Regions from separate parts of the Homo sapiens genome. Here region 1 is linked to region 2. The links are chromatin contacts, found by Hi-C or POLR2A ChIA-PET in ENCODE. All regions are on one chromosome and are shown on one strand. The core of a region is the stretch at or near the end of the contact, and the rest is flanking DNA. Distances in the headings are between cores, read along the strand shown.

Evidence for each region. Hi-C counts contacts between places; a loop is a spot of excess contacts on that map. ChIA-PET counts read pairs that join two places held with the same protein, here RNA polymerase II (POLR2A). Pooled maps may share reads with other maps.
Region 1: a pooled map shows a loop between it and region 2 (3-fold over the local background). The contact joins the promoter of DAPK1-IT1 here to the promoter of UBQLN1-AS1 in region 2. A Hi-C loop is called at or near these places in 1 of 168 maps with a recorded cell type or tissue (OCI-LY7) and 2 of 50 pooled maps. POLR2A ChIA-PET finds 5 or more read pairs at or near these places in 1 of 52 experiments (OCI-LY7).

The regions. Positions count from the first base shown.
Region 1 is chr9:87,550,949-87,555,277 of GRCh38, forward strand. It overlaps DAPK1-IT1 (DAPK1 intronic transcript 1), which reads left to right and starts at 2,506. Exons shown (of 2, transcript NR_146781.1): 1 at 2,506-2,642; 2 at 2,947-3,511. The region is part of intron 2 of DAPK1 (death associated protein kinase 1); the gene reads left to right.
Region 2 is chr9:83,706,300-83,710,449 of GRCh38, forward strand. UBQLN1-AS1 (UBQLN1 antisense RNA 1) reads left to right here and starts at 1,536. Exons shown (of 2, transcript NR_135839.1): 1 at 1,536-2,013. It overlaps UBQLN1 (ubiquilin 1), which reads right to left and starts at 1,659. Exons shown (of 11, transcript NM_013438.5): 1 at 1,201-1,659. The coding sequence starts at 1,380. RefSeq lists enhancers at 682-1,572, 1,340-1,409, 1,573-2,461.

The DNA of each region.
Region 1 (4,329 bases), core at 1,256-3,755, 3.8 Mb after region 2:
CCCGGGGAGGGGGCTAACCTGGGGACACATGTGGAAGGATGGTCCTCTGAAGGCAGAAGGCCAAGCTGTTGGGTCCCCCCACCTTGGCCAGCAGCCGGGATGGCTCTTCCCCAGTGCTGCTTCAGTCTGGTGGAGACAGTAGCTACAAACCACAGATCCTGCTTCTTAAAACTGGGCAACATCATCACATCTATTAATTTGAATTTTTTTTTTTTTTGAGGCGGAGTCTCGCTCTGTCGCCCAGGCTGGAGTGCAGTGGTGCGATCTCGGCTCACTGCAACCTCTGCCTCCTGGGTTCAAGTGATTCTCCTGCCTCAGCCTCCTGAGTAGCTGGGATTACAGGCGCCCACCACCACGCCTGGCTAATTTTTGTATTTTTACTAGAGACGGGGTTTCACCATGTTGGCCAGGCTGGTCTCGAACTCCTGACCTTATGATCCACCCACCTTGGCCTCCCAAAGTGCTGGGATTACAGGCGTGAGTCACCGTGCGCAGCCTGTTAATTTAGATTTTAAGCCAATCTGTTGGTTTCCCTTTGAGGTTGGTGATGAAGTCCTTAAAGGCTGAGATCCGGTCACCTGGACCAGTAAGGAAGTGGGGAGTTGGGGAGAAGGTCCTGTTCCCAGGACAGTAGTGACAGTGGATGAAGGACAGGACAGCAGCTTTTGAGGATAAGGGCGAGAGAAGGGATCCAGGGACCCATTATGGGCCCATGGTGGGAGTTGGGGTCTGGCCCAGGGCCACATCCTCCTTCATCCTCAAGGGAAGGTGAGGGGCCCATGAACTCTCTCAGGGAAGTGCAGGTCCTGATACAGCAACATGGAGAAGCTGTAACCAAGCCGGAGAGAGTCACCGTAGAGCCCAGGAGGAGAGACCCGAAGATAAGCATCACCCTGTGCTGTCATCTCTGAGGGGCGGGCGCTGCTGATAGACACGTGAAAGTCTAGCCTGCAGCAGATGTGAGTCTCAGATGCCTCCGTGGGCAGCCGGAATCTAGATCAACAACTACACTCTAGAATAATCTCAGCTGCCAGTAAGCCAGAGGGGCTTGGAGGGTGAGGAGTCCCTGTGATAACCAAGATCAAGTTCTAAACCAGCCAGCAGGCCTCGCGAGGCTGGCTCACCTTTCAGGCTGCTGGTGTTGGAAACATGAGACTGTGCCTCTCAGCCCAGGCAGGGCCCTGCCTGGGGTCCCACAGCTTCCAGGAGCCAGTAGGGAGCCCAGAGCCTGGCAAGGCCAGCAAGTAGGGAGGGGATACTGCTTGGCAGGAAGTCCTCAGGAGGGAGTGTGAGGCTTGGTCTGCCTAGATCATTACAGCCCAGGGCTTTCTGTACCTAGGACTTCAGTCCCAACCCCGCTGACCCCATCTTAAAGAGGACAAGGGAGGGATATCTGCAGCTGGAAGGAGGGATATCTGCAGCTGGAAGGAGTGTGCCAGCTTGAACAGTGACGGGGCACCACTTTCTGGAAAATATGGAAGAACCTAATGTACATTAGAGCTGTGAAACTTGTGGCCCACACACTAATTTTCTCTAGCACCTGGGCAGACATAGGCAGTTGTGGCATCTCTTTTTATCAAGTACAGACAGAAAAAAAATCAATTAAAATAATTTTATTGTTGTATAATGCACGTGCTTTAAAATGTACCTCTTTTTTTTTGGAGACAAGGTCTTGCTCTGTCACCCAGGCTGGTGTGCAGTGGTACAATCATAGCTCACTGCAACCTCCAGCTTCTGGGCTTAGGTGATCCTCCTGCCTCAGCCTCCCAAGTAGCTAGGACTATAGACATGCCCCACTGTACCCCGTTAATTTTTTTTTTTTTTTAAGATTTCTAGTAGAGATGGGGTCTCTGCGTTGCTCAGGCTGTTCTAGAACTCCAGGCCTCAAGCGATTCTCCCACACAGCTTCCCGAAGTGTCAGGATTACAGGTGTGAGCCATTGAGCCTGGCTATATTTACCATTTGAACCATTTTTAAGTGCACAGTTCAGTGGCAGTAAGAACATTCACGTTGTGTTGCAGCCCTCACTAACGTTTATCTCCAGAACTTTTTCGTCATCCCAAGCTGAAACTGTGTATCCATTAAATACTAACTACATTTCCTTCTCCTCCTAGCCCCTGGCAATTACCTTTCTACTTTCTGTCTCTGAATTTAAATCTACTTTTGAGAAGACACATTGTTCTGGTCCTGATATTGTTGATATTTAAGTTCCAGCTGGCCAGCTAGGCAGTAAACCAAGCAAAATCTCACTCATCAGACCTGAGTATTTTTTTCCTTGACTTGTGTCTGTCATGTGGGGGGGGTTGGGTGATTGGAAATATTTGGTATCTACACAGCAGTCTTTCTGCCTTTGCCATCATCCTGTGCATATGCTTCTTGATAATTAATATGTGCATTCAGTTAACCATTCATGGGATCTTTTCTTTTATCCGATTCTCCGCTCCTTAAGGACATGGGCTGTGTCTTGTTTGTCCCTGTATCCCAAGCCCTGAGCACTATGTCTGGTGCTTAGGGTGCTCAATATTTATTTTCTTTTTCTTTTCTTTTCTTTTTTTTTTTTTTTTTGAGATGGAGTCTCGGTCTGTTGCCCAGGCGGGTGTGCAGTGGTGCGATCTCGGCTCACTGCAACCTCCACCTCCCAGGTTTAAGTGATTCTCCTGCCTCAGCCTCCCGAGTAGCTGGGATCACAGGTGTGTGCCACCATGCCCGGCTAATTTTTGTATTTTTAATAGAGACGGGGTTTTGCCCTGTTAGCCAGGCTGGTCTCGACCTCCTGACATCAAGTGATCCGCCCGCCTGGGCCTCCCAAAGTGCTGGGATTACAGGCGTGAGCCACCATGCCCGGCCTCAATATTTATTTTCAATATTCCACAGATGAGGGCAATAAGGAGAGGAAGCGGAAGAAAAAGGATGAGACATGTGGCTTGTGGGCAGAAAGGGAGGCAGGAGAACATTCCCAGTCTGCCTTTCACTGAGTTTTTACCTGTTCACTAGAACAACAAAAGGGAACCCGATCGGGAAACTCTGCTGTCAACTAAGCAAACTCTAAATTTAACATTTGGGGGACCCCCTTGGAGAGTAGTTGAGAGCTATGTGCTCCCCTTTTCAGAAAAATGCTCTCAAATACTCAGTGCATAAGCCCACAGCCTTAGCAGGTTCCCAGACCTTAGGTCAGCAATCCTGTTCTAAGGCATACATCACGAGCAGCATTTTGATTTTCATCTGGGGAACTTATAGTTCATAAAGACCTACTGATCCATTAAAATTTCCACTTGATTTTGCCATTAGTAATCTCTTAAACAAGTCCAAGGAAGCCAGAGGAAGTTATTTCTTGAATGCTTTTATACTAGTGCTTTCAAGAGTTCGTGTTGCTGACTCCAGTTTTTAAAATTATTATTCTCATCTTCTGCAATGCCTCGAGGCATGTTTTTAGCTGAATAGCAATAATTATGGGATTGTGCAATACTGGAAGAAGCAGTAAAAATAAAATGTAATACTAAAAAAAAAAAAAGTCTTTACTTCATCTAGGAAATTCAGTTTAAAGAATTTTTACCTCCGGACATAACAGTGACTATGCTGGAACTCTGTCTTTGACTCAAGCCAGAAGATGGATGGGACCACCCTTAGGAGCCTTCCACAGGAAGGCCCTCTCCACAGTAGGACTTAGGGCGCTCATGTAGATCCCTCGGCAGTAATGCGCTAGTTGCTCCTATAGTCAGGAGGCATCTAGGGAGATCGCTGATCTCCATGGCAACCTGGACCCAAATGAGCAAAGTGCCATCAGCTGGCCTCGGCCTGACTGCTCTGGCGGGAGGGAGGAAGCTGATGCTGTCTCCCACCCAGGCCGTGTAGCCATTTCCCCCACCCCCACCGGAGGTCTGAGAGTGTCAGGGCTTCTGCCCTTGGCTTCAGCCAGTTCTCCTGGAGGTCATTAAAGGGAAGCCCTTCTGGTGGCAAGTTCTCTGCCACAATCTACAGTGAGAATCTAATGATGGTATCAGTTGTAGAGGCCCCTTGATCTCTGGAGAGGGTTCTTAGTGCCAAGGAACTTTCTAGAACCATGGAGGAACCCTGCAGGGACCTCTGAAGAGTCCTGAGCAAAGAAGTGGGGAAAGCTGTGTGGGTGTGCACCAGGGTCTCATCACCCTGCCCTCAAGGGCAGCCTCAGTATTATGACTTAAGGACTTGGGGGTTTACATAACATCCCTTTTTGTCAGCAAAGGAAGTTCCTTATTTCTAAACCTCATGGTCCCAGAAAACCCAGTTCCTGATCTAGCTGTCCCGTTAGGGCATTTCCATAATACAGCACGTTCTTAAGCAGACATTAAG
Region 2 (4,150 bases), core at 286-2,785:
TATGTGTATCCACTTCCCAATTCTTTCAACTTTCCGCATGCTTGAAAATACAAAAATGGTAAGGAAAATTTTTACAAGCACTGGGAGACAAAAACAAAAGTGATAATTCTGTTGGTGGTAAAAGTTTCTCTCATTTGATGTTACACACCTCACTGCTTCACAAAATACACTACCTTTGGAACTCGTTAAACCAATACCCCAATCACCTACTGTCCCTGGGGAAACTGATAGGTACATTTCAGGAATTGTTGTTTCCTGTCACCAACTGTTCACGTTGTTTGCGATCTTCAGAGATTAAGTCAGTAATTATGGAAAACACGACGTATTCAACAATACACTAAAATTATTTGTTAAATTCCACCAAGAATCTTAATTAACTGCAAGATTTGTATTCCTGAACCAAGTTTAAGTAATATTCTGCATTCACTCCGATTTTCTTTTATTTGATTGCAACCGCTAATATCAACATCGCTATCGCCCCTCTAAAATCAAACAAAAACCTACCCAATGATTGGCATCTAAGAGATGATAAACATACTAAAAGGGAAAGAGCAAGTCATCAGTGAAAGAAAGTCATTCACTTTTCTCCTTAAACCTAGTACTATCACTATTACTTAAGATGGAGCTAAAAACAGTTTCTACGTCATAATTTTTTTTTAAAGGTTGCAAGGTGGGAAAGATTTCAGGAGTTAAAATGCAGAACTAAATATACACATGCACCTCACCCCAAAACCCACCTTAACAAGCAGGCACGTAAAACAACGAGGATCCCACCCACCCCTTTTTAATTCATGAAACAAAACCGCAGCCTGAGCTAAAGCGAACCCTCGCCCCCGCCCAGCCTCCACCCCGCCCGGAGGCTGGCGGTGGGTCCCTTTCCTTTGTGAGGAGTTGGAGGGGAGGCGACGGAGGGCGGGGAACTGGGGGAGGAGGCTGAGGGTCGGCGGATACCAGAGAAGGAAGGCTCCGAGAAAAGCGGCATCAGCCCGTCCCACAAACAGGCCGCGCCGCCACGCCACAAACCATTGCGGTGTCCCAAGGCGCAAACCCACGAACTTGGGTGTGATCTAATTTGGGACGACGCCCGGGAGAATGGCCGAGGACGACCCCTCTCCCAGGCCCTTCCAAAAGGTCTCCTGGGGCGGCGGGCGGAGGTCCTGCCGCCACCCCCATCCCGGCCCGAGCCCCAGGCGGCCTCACCTGCTGGACGGAGCTATTCTCGGGCACGGCGAATTCCTCCTTTTCCTTCGGGGTCTTCACGGTGACTTTCATGATTTTGGGCTCCGCGGAGGCAGCGGCCGCGGGGGCGCCAGCACCTTCGGCTCCGGCGGCGCTATCCTGGGAGCCCGGAGGACCGCCGCTTTCACCACTCTCGGCCATGGCTGTGGCGGCGGCGGCGGCGGTGACTCAGGCAAGCAGGAGGGAGCAGGCGAGCAAGGAGGAGCCAGCAGACACCAGAGCCGGCAGGCCTGGACAGCGAAGAATGCAGAGCACGCCGCCTCAGTAGCAACGGGCGCAGGGCCACCGTAGCGGGTGTGGGGCCCCGGAGCTCGGTGCAGGCTCTGGCGCAGGCCCGGGTCAGGCGCTCGGCAGCCGCCGTGTGTTCAGGCGCCGCTCGCTCACACCGACATCCGCAGCAGCCACCGCTTCCTCCTCCCTGCCCCTTCCCCCACGTCCCTTCGCCGGCGCCGCGCGGAGCACGCCGGGTAACGCGCCTGGCGGCGTCGCCGAGTCATCCCCGGCTGGCGCGACTTTGAGCTCAGCCTGCGTGCCTTTTCCTTTCCCGCTCCATTGCCCAAAGTGCAGGCGAAGCCAGTGTGAAGGACTAAAAGCAAAATGGGGCGGGGTAGGTCAGTTCATGGTTTTTTTCCACTCCTTTCACCAAAAACTAAATCGCAGTTTCCAGTTAAGCGCTGTAACGGCGCACCGAGATGACGTCACGGTTAGCGAAATTACTAGAAAGGGACCAGTGGGCCCTGCGGCCGCGGCTGCGCCTGCGCGCTTGCTGTCCAGGTAGTCTCCCCACCTTACCTCATGCCCAGCTGGGCCGTGTTCACCCCTCCGCGCTGTCACAATCGCCTTGCCCTCCCTTGCCTCTCTGTCTACTCTGCGTTCCCCGCTGGGAGGAGGGTCTGGTGATAAAATAGCGGCGAGGTATTTTGTTATTTTAATATGCTTAGCGTTTGATATTTGGAGGGGTCGTATTGCCCTATGCGGGGGAGTTGGGGTAAGTTAATGGTGGAAAGGCCTCAGCACAACGAACAGAAAATGGAGTGAACGCCCGTGACTGCCCTGCGCAATCCTGCGGAGTCATTGCTTCATGGCCAGAGCTTATTTACCGCCCTCGGGTTAGCCCGGTTTGGTCAGACGATCAGTCAGGCAACCTGTATTGACAGTGGCCTCTGCTGCTACGATGACAGCTGTGCGCGAGCGCCCCCAGATTATCTGTGTGTAGGGCGGAACAGGGTGCCCGAGGAGTGTCCACCCAAATGGGACAATTTAATATAGTTGAGGTGTTCGCCTTATATTCTATCAAATTAAGTTACTGGTCAATTTCAGGCTTTAAGTGGCATTAAGGATAGTTCCAAAATTATTTTCAGTGTAATACAGAGAGAAATTATCTCTGAGAATCCTAATTTGAAATGACGTCATTGGCTTTTAAAGATGACTTGCAAGGAATGTACAAACCAGCCCATTATTAATCAATGTTGCACAATTTAAATCCTGACAGCCCACTATGACCCAAATCCGCAAAGATACATTCTGCCTTTCTGCTCCTAAGCCGTCCAACCCTGTTCTGAGAATAAATACTGTTACATAAACACGACTTTTTAGCAGAGCTCTATGGAATCTGGGTCTAAGAGAATCCTGAGGGTATCGATTTCAGTATAGACATCATTTGATATCACCTAAATTTCTGGCAGCATGGCTCAATAACAAGGCCTTCTGCTTAATGAAGGATGACTACTTGGTTATGTCCAGGTGTGAGATGATCACTGCTTCTAAAGCTAGAAAGTGCCACAACTGGACAACCAATCATTTGGAATTTCTTCCATATGTCTAAATAAAATTTCTCCTCAACTTCATTAGCTCCTCATTACCTGTTTTTCCCTGTCATGCTGTGTCTTACCTGCATGCTTTGCCTAGGCTGCCTTCCTCTACCTAGAATGACTTTCCCCTTGCCTTCACCTGTCTAACTTCTACTCATCCTGTATCACATGCCCCAGGAAGACTTCACTCCCTACCATTTAGAGATATGGTTTTTCCCTTGATTCTCCAACAAATACCGTGTGTGTGTGTGTGTGTGTGTGTGTGTGTGTGTCTGTCTCCCTGCATTTATGGACTTTGCAATTATCTGTGTCTACATTATTGTCTAAAAATGTTTGATGTGTGTGACACTATAAGGTAATAAGATTTACCTGTAAGAAGATACCATATAGTTATCCATTGTTATGGCACTTTTTAGATATAATCCTGACCTGCATGAGAATCGGAGGTGGGGGCACTATGGTGTAAATCAGAGATTAGTGAACTTTCTGGGAGGGCTAGATAGTAAATATTTGGTTGGTGCCAAAAAAAAAAATTTGCAAAAACCGCAATTATTTATGCATCAACCTAATATTTTAGGCTTTGTGAGCCACAGGATCTCGGTCTAAAACACTAAGCTATGCCCTTGTATCACAGAGTAATCATAGACAATACATACATGAATAATCATAGCTATGTTTACTAAAAACTCTACTTGCAAAACAAAAACAGACATAGGATCTGATTTGGCCTACAGAAGATAGTTTGCCAACCCCAGGTCTAGATGTTTATTTGTGGCATTTTCTTCTGAATGGTTTTTGTTTGTTAAATGGTCTGTCTGGAGAAAATTTTAAGAACATATTTTATCACAGTATCCTAATACTGTATAATACTATATTGAGCATACAAGAATAATAAGACTCAGTTTCTGCCGTCAAAAAACTTGAAGTGATAGTTGGATGATGGGGGTGAGGGATAGGAGGGAGACTGGCAGTGATGTCCTGGTAAATGACTAATAACCAGTCCTCCTGAAAATAAACTTTATTACATTTGCCAATTTCCTTGATGTAAATACTTGCAAATGGTTACCAACTTGAGATCCTCTGCCTCACAAAACACGTGA